3 separate regions of the Homo sapiens genome follow, and all the other regions are linked to region 1. A link is an interaction called in ENCODE POLR2A ChIA-PET data of the cell type or tissue named here. Cell type or tissue: GM12878. All regions are shown on one strand. Each heading gives the region's core, and the rest is flanking DNA. Links, peaks and the distances in the headings are about the cores only.

Evidence for each region. ChIA-PET counts read pairs that join two places held together with the same protein. Peaks named below come from ENCODE experiments on the same cell type or tissue, not always from the same donor. Only the 100,000 strongest peaks of a DNase experiment are listed, where the experiment ranks them.
Region 2: POLR2A ChIA-PET joins it to region 1 with 6 read pairs; 22 of 35 experiments call an interaction of 5 or more read pairs at or near these places.
Region 3: POLR2A ChIA-PET joins it to region 1 with 5 read pairs; 21 of 35 experiments call an interaction of 5 or more read pairs at or near these places.

Annotation. Positions count from the first base shown.
Region 1 is chr4:86,937,219-86,942,654 of GRCh38, forward strand. All of the region lies in intron 1 of AFF1 (ALF transcription elongation factor 1), which reads left to right. Among named protein-coding and RNA genes, the nearest start is that of AFF1, 4.9 kb to the left of the region's middle. RefSeq lists an enhancer at 2,834-3,334. In GM12878, for the core only: no CTCF peak of the experiment used is centred there; a DNase peak (open chromatin) is centred at 2,673; H3K4me3 peaks cover 3,090 bases; H3K27ac peaks cover 3,289 bases.
Region 2 is chr4:87,018,148-87,022,147 of GRCh38, forward strand. The region is part of intron 2 of AFF1 (ALF transcription elongation factor 1); the gene reads left to right. Among named protein-coding and RNA genes, the nearest start is that of AFF1, 85 kb to the left of the region's middle. In GM12878, for the core only: no CTCF peak of the experiment used is centred there; a DNase peak (open chromatin) is centred at 1,974; H3K4me3 peaks cover 882 bases; H3K27ac peaks cover 2,793 bases.
Region 3 is chr4:87,025,656-87,029,655 of GRCh38, forward strand. All of the region lies in intron 2 of AFF1 (ALF transcription elongation factor 1), which reads left to right. Among named protein-coding and RNA genes, the nearest start is that of AFF1, 93 kb to the left of the region's middle. In GM12878, for the core only: no CTCF peak of the experiment used is centred there; DNase peaks (open chromatin) are centred at 288 and 1,636; H3K4me3 peaks cover 303 bases; H3K27ac peaks cover 3,530 bases.

The sequences.
Region 1 (5,436 bases), core at 823-4,822:
TTCAACTTTGCAAAACTATAATTTTGAAGAATCACAGTGTGTTAAATTAGAATACAAAGATCATTTAGAGATTGAAAATTTATGACAAAAGTCCAGGCCATTGTAAACATTGCTTTCTCCTACATGCGTAACAGGCATGCATTTTTTGCCACCAGAATCACTAATCTACTATAGGGTAATAAGACTATATCAAAACTAGCTGTCTCTTCTGTTTCCTCTCCGGTTTAACTGAATTTTGCAGAGCTGGTTGAGGTGAAAGTTACTTTTTTAATTGACTGAGAACTTGCTTAATTAGGTTTTGGATTAAATTTGGAAGAGACTATTCAATTAAAATACATATATATTTATCAGGCACCTTTACAAGTCACTTTATTTATTTTTGAGACAGGTTCTCACTCTGTCACTTAGGCTGGAGTGCGGTGGCACGATCATAGCTCACTGCAACCTCCAACTCCTGGGCTCATGGGATCCTCCCTCCTCAGCCTCCCAAATAGCTGGGATTACAAGCATATGCCACCATGCCCGGCTAATTTAAAAAATCTTTTGGTAGAGATGGCTTGGGGTGGGGGTGGGGGTGGGGGGCTCCCTATGTTACCCAGGTGGGTCTTGAACTCCTGGCTCAAGCAGTCCTCCCACTTTTGCCTCCTCAAGTGCTGAGATTACAGGTGGAAGCCACCGTGCCTGGCCTACAAGTCACTTTAGCCAGGTGATTGTTTAGTTGAAGTTTCATATTGCCTTGAAAGTTGAAAAGAGGGGTGAAAAAATTGAGCTTAGAAAGGGTAAACTTGTTTTCAATATTTTTTGAAAAGCTGATGGAAGGAGTTCTATGTTCAACTCTGTAATTTGTGGGCCCAAAGTTCCTTTATTTCAAGGCTCTAGACCATTAACTAATTTTTTGGGAGATTGAGAAAGTATGTTAGAGAGAGTGCAAATTAAGGAACCTCATTGGGGCCAGGTGTGGTGGCTCACGCCTGTAATCCCAACACTTTGGGAGGCTGAGGCGAGCGGATCACTTGAGGTCAGCGGTTCTGGACCAGCCTGACCAATATGGGGAAACCCCATCTCTACTAAAAATACAAAAAGTAGCTGGGCATGATGGCGTGCTCCTGTAATTACGCTTCCTCGGGAGGCTAAGGCAGGAAAGTCGCTTGAACCCAGGAGGCGGAGGTTGCAGTGAGCCGAGATTGCACTGCTGCACTCCAGCCTGGGCCACAGAGCAAGACTCCGTCTCAAAAAAAAAAAAAAAAAAGAAAAGGAAAAAAGTAAGTGTATTTACCATAAATATACAGAGTTTGATTAGTGATATTTTCCTCAAATAATAAATTCAACAATGGTTTCTGAAGTTTAATTGGCAGTTGCTTTCTAGTAGTCTCTTTTTTTAAGACACAGTAGAAGCTTATTTAATAGTGTTGATTTGGATCTTAGATTTTAAAATAGATTACATAAACTCTGTAATCCATTTATTAAAATTCTACCACAGCATGGAAATAAATGTGAAATATGTGGCTCTTTGTAGGTACACATCCATTATTCATGATTGTTTATATCTGGACAACAGATTGTTATAGACTTGACACCATGAGACCCCAAGGTCATCAGGGTTGCTAATAGGAGTTTCTGTTGTATGCCTTAGGACAGAACTTCAGTAGTATTCCCGAAGGGAAGAAAATCAGCTGATTTTCTTAAATTATCTGGCCCATTTTAAACATGACTAAGGATTTCTTGCTAGAGTGACTTTTTCCTATTAAAAGACTGAGATTATTGTGACAAATAGTGCCTGAAGGAATCAATTACATCATTAATATAGTATCTCATATTCATTCCTAATACCGCGTAAGTATTGAGTAGCTTCTGTGAGCCAGACGGTATCCTAAGCATTGGAGAAATTGTGATGGTAACATGATCAAGAAAGAGAAAGGGCCTGTGCAGGTGGAACTTATATTGGCACTTCACTGTTTACCAACAGCTTTCACATGGCATAATCATTTAAGCCTAATTGTGACTCTGAAATTGGAATTCATTTTCCATTTTAAAATCAGGAAATTGAGTTGAAGAAGTTAAGTGACTTGACTCTGTGACTCAAAGCCTGGTGCCCTTTCTACTATGGTACACTGTGTTGGCTATGTTGATGTGTGGTTTCCTGTTTTTCAAGAATTACAGCTTGACTCTAAAATATAAATAGTGTTTCTCCTTGGGTAAGTAATTCTTTCTGATCACTATGGGAATAAAAACAAGTATTTTCATTTAGGATTTTGAACATTTGTGCCTCCAAAGGAAAAAATTATGCAAACCTATTTAACAGACACGTGGTGTTTATTTGCACTAGATAAGAATCCTTACCTTTCTAAAAATTAAATAGAGGGCCTTACGGACTAGCTGCCTTAGTGCTTGAAAACTATTATTCAACTTGTGAAAGCTCAGTTCATAAATTTTTTAGAGCATATCCCTATGTAAGTCAGAACATACTCATACCATTTCCTTCTTATAGATACAGTGAATATGTGCAGCCTGGCAGTAGTTCTCAGACCTATAATGTACTCCTGAAAGGCTTGTGAAAACACAGGTGTGCTCCTCTTACCCGTCCCCCGAGTTTCTGATGCAGCAGGTCTAGGGTAATGCCCAAGAATTTGCATGTGTAACATGTTTGTGGCTGATATTGATGCTGTTATTTCTGGAACAACACTTTGAGAACCACTGTGGTATAGCAGAGAGTTTAAAAAGGTTTCTGAGTCAGACAGCTTGGGTTTGAATCTTGGATATGCTACCTACTAGCTGTCAGACCTTAGGCAAATTACTTTTTTCAAGAACTATGAAGGCTGAGCGAGCACTGCTGCTTACGCCTGTAATTCTAGCACTTTGGGAGGCAGAGGCGAAAGGATCATTTGAGCCCAGGAAATTTGAGACTAGCCTGGGCAACAAAGTGAGACCCCTTCTTTAAACAACAGCAACAGCACCTGTGAAGTCTGAGGTTTTACCCTACTCTCAAGCTAACTAACCTGCCACAGTTTCATGGACCCCTGGGTTACAGAGGAATGACTTTATCACTCATCAAGATAGCTGTAGCCAGAATATCAACATTTTCTTAGACTGGTTTCCTAAGCCCCAATTTTCCAAAGGGTTATGTGAAGAGGGGAAGAGAGCCAAGTGACACATGCAAAAACAGTGGGTTGTATTAACAGGAAGGGAATCCTGAGTTTTTATGAGACAGAGTCTCACTCTGTTGCCCAGGCTGGAGTGCAGTGGTGCAATCTTGTCTCACTGCAACCTTCGCCTCCCAGGTTCAAGCAGTTCTGCCTCAGCCACTCGAATAGCTGGGATCACAGGCATGTGCCACCACGACCAGCTAATTTTTGTATTTTTAGTAGAGACGGGGTTTCACCCATGTTGGCCAGGGTAGTCTTGAACTCCTGACCTCAGATGATCCACCCGCCTCAGCCTCCCAAAGTGCTGGGATTACAGATGTGAGCCACTGTGCCTGGCCTTCCTAATCTTTTATAGTTGTCAGTAAGTGTGTCTGCTCTTCACAGGGAGATTTTATCTTTTTTTTATTTTTCTTTCCCCTAATCATTAGAACCTGTGAAGGGAGGGGCTGGGCATGGTGGCTCATGCCTCTAATTCTAGCACTTTGGGAGGCTAAGGTGGGTGGATCACTTGAGGTCAGGAGTTTGAGACCAGCTTAGCCAACATGGTGAAACCCTGTCTCTACTAAAAATACAAAAATTAGCCGGGTATTGTGTTGGACACCTGTAATCCCAGCTACTTGGGAGGCTGAGGGAGGAGAATCGCTTGAACCCTGGAGGTGGAGGTTGCAGTGAGCAGTGATCGAGATTGTGCCACTGCACTCCAGCCTGGGTGACAGAACGTGACTCGGTTTCAAAACAAAACCTGTGAAGGGAGAGTTTTATCTTGATTATACTGCATAGTGAACATGCTGCCCTTAGTGCTAGGAGACTATCCCTAATTTTCCAAGGCTGTTCACCATACAAACATCTTTAAAGATAATTTGAAACAGCCAGGTACAGTGCCTCATGCCTGTAATCGCAGCACTTTGGTAGGCTGATGTGGGAGGATTGCATGAGCTCATGAGTTTGAGACCAGCCTAAGCAACGTAGTGAGATCTCGTCTCCACAAAAGTTTTTTTAAAAAATAGCCAGGCGGGCCGGCCGCAGTGGGTCACGCCTGTAATCCCAGCACTTTGGGAGGCCAAGGCGGGTGGATCGCTTGGAAGTCAGGAGTTCGAGTTGAGCCTGGCCAACGTGATGAAACCCCGTCTCTACTAAAAATACAAAAATTAGCCGGCGTGGTAGCACATGCCTGTAATCCTAGCTACTCGGGAGGCTGAGGCAGGAGAATTGCTTTGGGGGTGGAGGTTGCAGTGAGCCAAGATTGTGCCATTGCACTCCAGCGTGGGCAATAGAGCAAGACTCTGTCTCATAAATAAATAAATAAATAAATAAATAAAATAAAAAATAGCCAGGCATGGTGTTGCATGCCTGTGGTCCCAGCTACCCAGGAGACTGAGGTGGGAAGATTGCTTGAGCCTTGACCTAGGCTGTGGTGAGCTGAGATCCTGCCACTGTACTCTAGCCTGGGCAACAGAGCAAGACCCTGTCTCGAAAAAGATAATCTGAAACAAAAAGACAATTGATGCCTCTGCTTGTAAAAATATGCACAAATACCACAGACCCATGGAGAAATTGTCTCCGAACACCTTTCCAATCCTCCGTTTTTTTTTTTTCCTTATAAATTGGAGTGAGCAATATAGCAATATCTTCTTTATTGAGTAGTTGAACAGAGTAAAGGTACTAAGATTTGGCAAGTTCTTGGAGCAGAGCATAGTAAGTGCTACATAAATGTTTGCTATTATTACTCCTGAAGGAAGAGATTGTGTTCTCAGTCTTTTTTTCTTTTTTATGGTAAATATTGTCTCATAAGATGAAGTAATTGGTTTACTTTGAATAAATGGCAAACTTTGAGTTTGTTCCAAGAAACTTTTGTAAGGGTCCAAATTCTGAAATGAGGACAATGCCTTGTACGATATTTTACCAGCCCACAGGGAATGAGGTAGAGACATTTTCTACCAATATCCATGTGCTTTTCTGTGTTTCCTAGCTTCTTTATGGTTACACAGAATCAGGTGACTCATCTGTCCAGATAAGCAGTGAGTCACAGATAAGCAATAAACATTTATTTATTTAGCATAAGTTAACTCCAGATAGTAAGTAGTAAGTACTATGAAAAAATAGAAGTGTGGCCAGCACTGCTATTTTCCTACTCAGTAGCCATTCCTGTTTGTTCTTGTTGTCACTAAAAGAACTTTAATTGCTAAGAGACTACATTTGTCCAGTCTTAGGTAATAGATCATGTTTGTTCTCAGCCAGTGGTGACAGTTTGTATCTTGATTTACCTGCTTCCTTTAAAGCTAGAAGAACCTGG
Region 2 (4,000 bases), core at 1-4,000, 80 kb after region 1:
TTTTCATGTTATCTGTAAATGTATTGAGTACTTCATTGTTCACTAAGAGCCAACCATTGGTGTGTGCAGGGCTCTGAGTTGGTTTAGATAAATACACTGTCTCCCTCCCTACAAGGAGCTCATAGTTTGGTGGGAGAGACAGAAATAAGCAAACAAACTGACAAATAAAACAAGTGCAAATTGTGGAAACACAGTGGCAAAAAACAGGATACTGTGAGGGAATAATAGGGGGTGGGGAATTGGTCTTGGTGTGGGGCCAGGAGAACCTCTGAGGAGGGTTACCTGAGGCAGAGAAAGAGCAAGCCATGACACAGAGAAAGGTAATTGTCCTTCTAGAATGTACATGGAAGTAAGTGGTGATGGTGGTGAGAAGGATGGCTTTTTTTGAGACAGAATTTTGCTGTGTTGGCCACGCTGGAGTGCAGTGGCACCATCATGGCTCACTGCAACCTCCAAGGATGGCATTTTTAAACAGGGATAAAAATGTTAGGAAATGACCGTCATGTGGCAGTTTCTTGAAATAAAAATTTGATTGTTTTAGTGGTTTGTAGTTCTACCAAAACTTAGCCCTGTTTTTAATTTATTTTAATAAAGGCAAAGTGAGTACCATAACAACCTAGCTATGAACTTTAAAATAGAGACTATAGTTTCTAAAACTTAGGCTTAATTGGCACATAAATGTAAACACATTAAACAAGTGTTGAAAAGAAATTCGAGAGGACATTTTTCTTTGGGAGCCATCAAATAAGGGATGTGGTAGAATTTAGAAAGGCCCCCAGGTCAGTGAGGTACAGTTATAAGGAAGTGAAGATTTAGACAGTAAGGAGGGCATTCCACCTGGCTATTAAATATAAAGGTTAATTTACAAAACAACCTTTTGTATGTGTGAAGGACTGTTATGGGAAGTGGGGTGAAAGATGGTCTCTATCTCTGCCAAAAATAGATCTTGAAGAGATAAATAGCAAAGCCCATGAAGGAAAACACAGAAGTGGTGTTCTTTTTTATATATTTAGCAATAGGAAATAATCTTCTGCCTTGGATAGTTTAGGAAGTAGCAGATGGTTTAAGTACCAGTGATATTATGATTATATATTGGTTTTCGTCCATGGTTCCTGGCCCATAACTCCCACAGTCCTTGTTAGTCTTTTGTTATAATGGTGGGGCACTTTAGGCCTCAGGAGACAGAATCTCTCTGTGACCTTCTCTTATCTTCCTTTCACTTGCCCAAGGCAGGACTCTAATCTAATTGTAAGTCTAAAGACTTTTATTCCAGAGAGTTCCTGCCCCATACTCTGGAGGAAGGAATGCTGTACAGAGAGGCCAAGAAAAATCTGAACTGAAGGGTGTTGGTTGATTTAGATCATACCCTTTTTGTCCAGTCACATTTCTACATGGTTGTCAATCTTGCCTACACTATGAAGTCTTCATAAAAGGCCCAAGAGGACTGGGTCTCCAGAGAGCTTCTGGATAGCTGAGCATGTGGAGGTTTAGGGAGAGTGGTGTGCCCAGGGAGGGCATGGAAGCACCACGCCCCTTCCCCCATATCTCACCTTACACATCTCTTCATCTGTGTGCTTTGTAATGTCCTTTACAATAAACCGTTAAACGTTAAGTAGGTGTTTCCTTGAGTTCTGTGAGCCACTCCAGCAAATTAATTGAAACCGTGGGATCCCAACTTGAAACCAGTCTATCAGAAGTTCTGGAGGTCCAGACCTGTGACTGGTGTCTGAAGGGGTCGGGGGGGGGCAGTCTTGGGGACTGAGCCCTCAACCTGTGGGATCTGACTCCATCTCCAGGTAGTTGTGTAGATAGTAGGAAAATCTCCTCCTCCCACGTTTGATCACAGAAGTCTTCTGTGTTGACGATTGTTGTGTGAGAGCAGAGGAAAAACACAGAATTTTTTGAAAACAGCACCTTTTTCTCAAGGGATTCTGTGGCTTCTTGAAAAAATGTGATCACAATAAACTACTGTAGGAACTGAAAGTTTTTGTCCTTTGTGTATCACAGCTATATTTAATTACATAAAGTTGCTTCAAAGATCTGCATTCATTATCACCTCATCTCTTTTGTACTTCTCTTCACAGTTATTTTCAAATGAATGTATTGAGTTATAGACCTTTGTGGCATAATGATTGCTTTTATGAATGTTTCACGACCATGTAAGAAAGAACGTATTTGCTTTATTTTCAGAGTCCAGAGATAAATGTGGTTTTGTATCTTATTTCTGTATTCTTATTTTGTCTGTTTGATCTGCCATGGACTAAGAGATGAATAAAAGCCTCATATGAGTACACTGCTATCTTAAGTTTCTTTGCAAATGTTGATGCCATGTTTTTGTTTTGTTTTGTTTTGTTTCAGATGGAGTCTTGCTCTGTTGCCCAGGCTGGAGTGCAGTGGCGCAATTTCGGCTCACTGTAACCTCCACCTCCTGGGTTCAAGGGATTCTCCTGCCTCAGCCTCCTGAGTAGCTGGGACTACAGGCACGTGCCAACATGTCCGGCTAATTTTTTGTATTTTTAGTGGAGACAGGGTTTCACTGTGTTAGCCAGGATGTTCTCAGTCTCCTGACCTCATGATCCGCCTGCCTCAGCCTCTCAAAATGCTGGGATTACAGGCGGGATTACCATGCCCAGTAATGCCATGTTTTTGATGCACAGGTAGTCATCATTGTTAACGTCGTCTTTTCAAATTGTCCTGTTTGGCAATATTAGTTTTTAATGTATTCTTCCAGAAGGTTTCTTTGAGTATAGGTGATATTTCTTAAAAAGATGTGTATCTTTTAATATATTCTGCATGCGGATTTTATTTTGGTTTAAGGAGTGATGGAAGATTTCTGAACCCTTCCTCTCTTCCCCAAGACTCACCATTCTGTTCTCTATATTTAAGCGCCATCATCAAATTCACTGTACCTTTGTATGCGTTTTAATATATGATCGGGCTGATTGCCCTTCTTTACCCTTCTGAGGTGCACTCTCAGAATTTTTGTGGCTGTTTTCTCATGTAATTTTTCTGAGTCTTCTGTCAAACAACTTGGGGCCTTGTAATAGGATGACTTCCTAACAAATTTGTAAAACCTCATCCTGTTTTTCAGAAGTACTAAAGTTTTAAATGGATTACCGTGTTCTTTGTAGATTTTCATGGAATGGGAAAGGCTAAAGTAGAGGGCCAGGGACTCCTGAGTCACTCACCAGACACCACTCATTTATCTTGGAGACATTAGGGAAATCCTGTTTGCCTCAGTTTATCCAGAAGTAAAAATGTACATTTGCTCTTGTCATAAATGAATGTATTTTTAATGTAACTCTGTAAGAGTGGAATCATATTTCTATAGGTGATTTACATCTGGCTTTAGGCAGAAGCAGTGTTTCACAGTATCATTGTTTCTGTGGATAGTATCCCACTTTCTGGCAGACTTGATTGAATCAGTATGCCTTGGAAATAATAGATGTAATTTAGGCTCTTTAGAATCTTTTTTTGTAGTTCAGTAAAACAAAACTAATTGTAAGTTAATTGTAATTAAAAGAGAAATGTCTTCCTGAATCTCAGTAATTTGTCTAAACATTTTCTTTTTGTTCCCTTTCAATCTTTTATTTATGCATTAAATTTTTTCACATTGTTGACTTATTCTTTATGTGTGTTTGATAAGTGATTTAGTCAACACATAGGGGAAAAAGGGGTTGGGATTACTTTAGACTGTTATGATTTTTGAGATTGTCATTTTGAAGAGGAACAGATAAATCTTTCACATCTTTATGCTTAGAAATGCCATGCTAGGGCGGGCGCAGTGGCACGCGCCTGTAATCTCAGCACTTTGGGAGGCCGAGGCCAGCGGATCACCTGAGGTCAGGAGTTTGAGACCAGCCTAGCTGACATGGTGAAACTCCATCTCTACTAAAAATACAAAAAAATTAGCCAGGCGTGGTGGCGGGTGCCTGTAATCCCAGCTACTTGGGAGACTGAGGTGGGAGAATGTCTTGAACCTGGGAGGCAGAGGTTTCGG
Region 3 (4,000 bases), core at 1-4,000, 88 kb after region 1:
GGGGTGTGCTACCATCATCTCAGATAGAGGCTAGGGATGCTGCTAACGTCCTGCAATACACAGGACAGCCCCACCCTAAGAATTACCTGGCCCCAAGTGTCAATAGTGGAGAACTCTCGCTCTGCAGGTTTCGCCTAGTTCCTATGCATGGGGATGTTTGTGTTTCCGAGAGCGTCTGTACATTGTCATCAGACCCTAAATCATGCTGGCCCCAGGTGTCAGTTACTTGACCTGTATTTGCTTAGGACACAGTATGTGCAAGACACTCCTGGGTGCTCTGTGGGTTACACAGCCTTACTCTACCCCTCACCACCATGTTTAGTGAGTAAATGATTTACCCAAAGAACCACAGTTAGGAAGTGGCAGAGCCTAGGTCTGAATCCTTCACTAACTCCAGAGACCATGCTTTTTTTTTTTTTTTTTTGCGTGGTGGTGCATGCCTGTAAGGCTGAGGCAGGAGAATTGCTTGAACCCGGGAGGTGGAGGTTGCAGTGAGCTGACACCATGCCATTGCACTCCAGCCTGGGCAACAAGAGTGAAACTCTGTCTCAAAATAAATAAATAGGTAAATAAATAAAATTAAAAATTTGCCATGCACACCCAGCTAATTTTTGTACTTTTAGTAGAGATGGGGTTTTGCCATGTTGGCCAGGCTGGTCTTTGAACCCTTGACTTCAAGCGATCCTCCTGCCTCGGCCTCCCAAATTGCTGGGATTACAGGTGTGAGCCACCATGCCCTGCTGAGACCATTCCCTGTACTCGTTTACTGTGATGGTAACCAAAATGTTCCATCGTGTGGCATGTTGCTGAGCCTCCTCTCTGCCTCCTTCAGTTTCAACAAAGTCGTGGCAGGAGACTGACAAACAGCAGTCTCTGTGTGGGGACCTTGAGTGGCCATCCAGTTGCTCTGTAGTAGGAAGTGGTAGGGAAGTTGGAGGTGAGGAGGGCCCGTTAGTAGGGAACTGAGGCCAGACTTCTAAAAGAGCAAGGAAAGAATTTCGAATGACATGGTTCCTCAGCATGTCTGCAGGGAGGAGGTTTATTGCAGCAGCATTTAGAACTAGCTCAGAGGAGAAATAATGGGCGAAGGGAGATTGGTACATATAAGGTAATACCTATTGTATTACAGATTTACTTATGTAAAATGCTTTTCTAAAATCTGGTTCTCTCGTATTTTATATACCAGATGTAACTCAAACTAGATGAAATAGAACCATAGACTCAATCCTTCCTAAAAGCTCAAGGCTTTCTGGCTTGGTAATTTTGTGGGGAAGCACTTGCAGGAAAAACACTTTGAAATATGAAGAAGGAAATGTGATTCCGGTGGTTTCTTTATAGGCCCTAAATCAGTACAGGAAGAAATAGGACAAGAACCAGAGAAGATTAACTTTCTGAAACTTTACAAACAGCCTAATTCCCAAGTAGAGAAAAGTATATTTTAAAGAATGAATACTGGGGGAGGAAATGAGGGAAGGTGAATTAAGCCTTCACAGTGGCTGCTAAGGAGATTACCCTGAAAACTTCCCAGGTGGGAATCTGAAACTTACTTCTACAAATGTATGCATGTGTCTCTACTAGATTGCTTGTAGTTTCCCAGTAGAGCAAAAAGCAGAAGCCAGAGAAAGATTTGAAGGTGTTAGGTAAGTGCTCTAGTTTTGCTTGGCGTGCATGCACGGATACACATGTAACATGCACACTTCTGCTATTTCAGTTCTGCTGACAGCTGATGAAATCATGTGTCTCACAAGTTTAGGACCACTCTTGAGTTCCTTTCCTTCCAAAGATTTGCTATAATATTTCATAGATAAATTTGTGCTTCCAAATTACTCCTTTCTGCTAAAATCTGAGATTTAACCAGAAGCCTGTAAATACCCTAGAGGAGAGAGGAGAGTCTGTTGGAAAAATGTGGGGCACACAACGATCCTACCACAGTGTTTTGACCAAATTTAATAGTTTATTCTTGTGGTTATTTTTTCTAACATTATGAACATTTTCAAACATTCAGAAAAGTTTAATGAATTTCACAGTAAAAAGCCTTATTCTCAGATTATAAGTACATATTAAATAGTCCTAATTCAAAATCCTAAACATTCCAAAATCTGAAACTTTTTGTTGTTGTTGCTGTTGGGTTTTTTTTTTTTTTTTTTTTTTTTGAGGTGAGTCTCACTGTCGCCCAGACTGGAGTGCAGTGGTGTGATCAATGCAGTGGCCCATTGCAACCTCTGCCTCCTGGGGTTCAAGTGATTCTCCTGCCTCAGCCTCCCAAGTAGGTGGGATTACAGGCGTGCACCACCAGGCCTGGCTACAAAATCTGAAACTTTTTGAGTGATGACATGACACTCTAAGGAAGTGCTTATTGGAGCATTTTATTTTTCAGATTTTAAGATTAGTAGTGCTAAATGCCAGTGTTCCAAAATCCAAAAAAAAGAAAAAAAATTGAAACCCAAAACACTTAAGGTCCCAAGCATTTCAGATAAAGGGATACCCAGTCTGTATTAACATTTTATTTTACTTGCATTACCATATATTCATCTCTTTGTTGCTGTGTCCATCCATTAATGTATTTTTATACTTCTTATATAAGTTGTGGGAGAGTATACTGTCCCGTAAATAGCTTGTATATCATTAAAGTTCAGTATTTTTTTTTACGTTTTTTTTTCTTTTGGTATAAAATGCAGTGAAAGGCACAAATTTTAAGTGTACTGGCCCATTTTGACAGTGCATGCATCTGTGTAACTCATACCCCTAGTAAGATTTGGAACTATTCTTAAGGTTATTTTTTGGTGTGTATCTGGGAAGATGATTAGAAGAAGAGTAAACAAACACGTAACCTGTTTTATTTTTCTTCCTCTCAGGGTGTCATTTCAATTTTTTAAAACCTGTTGGATGAGTTGTGTGTGCTTGATAATACCTCATTTTGTAGAGATTATTTAAATTCCTTGAGGTCTCAGACCAAAGCTCTTGGATTAAGGTACGTTTTTCTTCACCTAGGTTGTCTCTTGCTGAGAATTAAAGATAAATTTTTTAGAACCAGCCCTTCTCACACTGAAGGAAAGTGGAGACTCATGTCCATTTAAGACCTCCCCATTTTTGGGTAACAGTAAAATGCATGTGACAGAATATAACTATTACTAAATCATTCCCTGCCACTCTAGGAGTGCATTTATTAGAGAAATGCTAGGACTATTGGATTGTGTTCTTCCAGTGTTATGCTTTTGAAGTTGTGGGAAGGCAGGCGGATTGTCCCCAAAGGAGGTGCCCTTAGTTGATGTCTGTCATCCTACACAGGTGGGGTCTTTTATTTCATGGCCAGGGCTCTCAAAGGCTTCCTTTTGGCCACAATGAGAGAAATCTGGGGGTGAGTGAGTGTCCTCCCAGGTAAATTAATGGTGGGTCTGTAAATAACCAGGGGCCCCAGACTGAAATCGGGCAGGTTGTAATTTGTCAGATACCTGGATGCCTGTTACCTGTTTCTTTTTATTCTGTTATCCTCTAGCATTTGGTAAACTTTGATATAAATATTGTGGCCGTTTCTGAGCTACTTTATTGTAAGAGAATAGTTGGGAATCTGTGATTAGGCTAGAGTTATAAGGGGAAACAAGGTCTCCCTGAGTGCAGGTGGGGCATAGAGGTTTTAAATGGGAAGGAATAGGTGATAAGAATATGTAAGAGGTTCACTCTACCTCCATTTGAAGACAGAGGTTTAACGTTATGAAGACTGTCAACCTGTTTCCTCCTTACACTGTCAGCCTGACAGATGTCTTTTTATGTACGTAAAGGTATTCAGATCCAGCAGTGCATTCTCCCACCAGACTTTTGAAGAATCAGGACATTTGAGGAACATTAAGTTCTGACCTTTAATAGCAGCCACTGGCTTAATTCTTCATATTTTCCAAAAACCACACCCGCCTGCTGGAATAGATAGCACAGGGAAGTTGGATGGACTCCCTGTGCCTTGGGAGTTCTTACTCCCAGAGTGTCTCCTAGTGTTTCCTTTTGC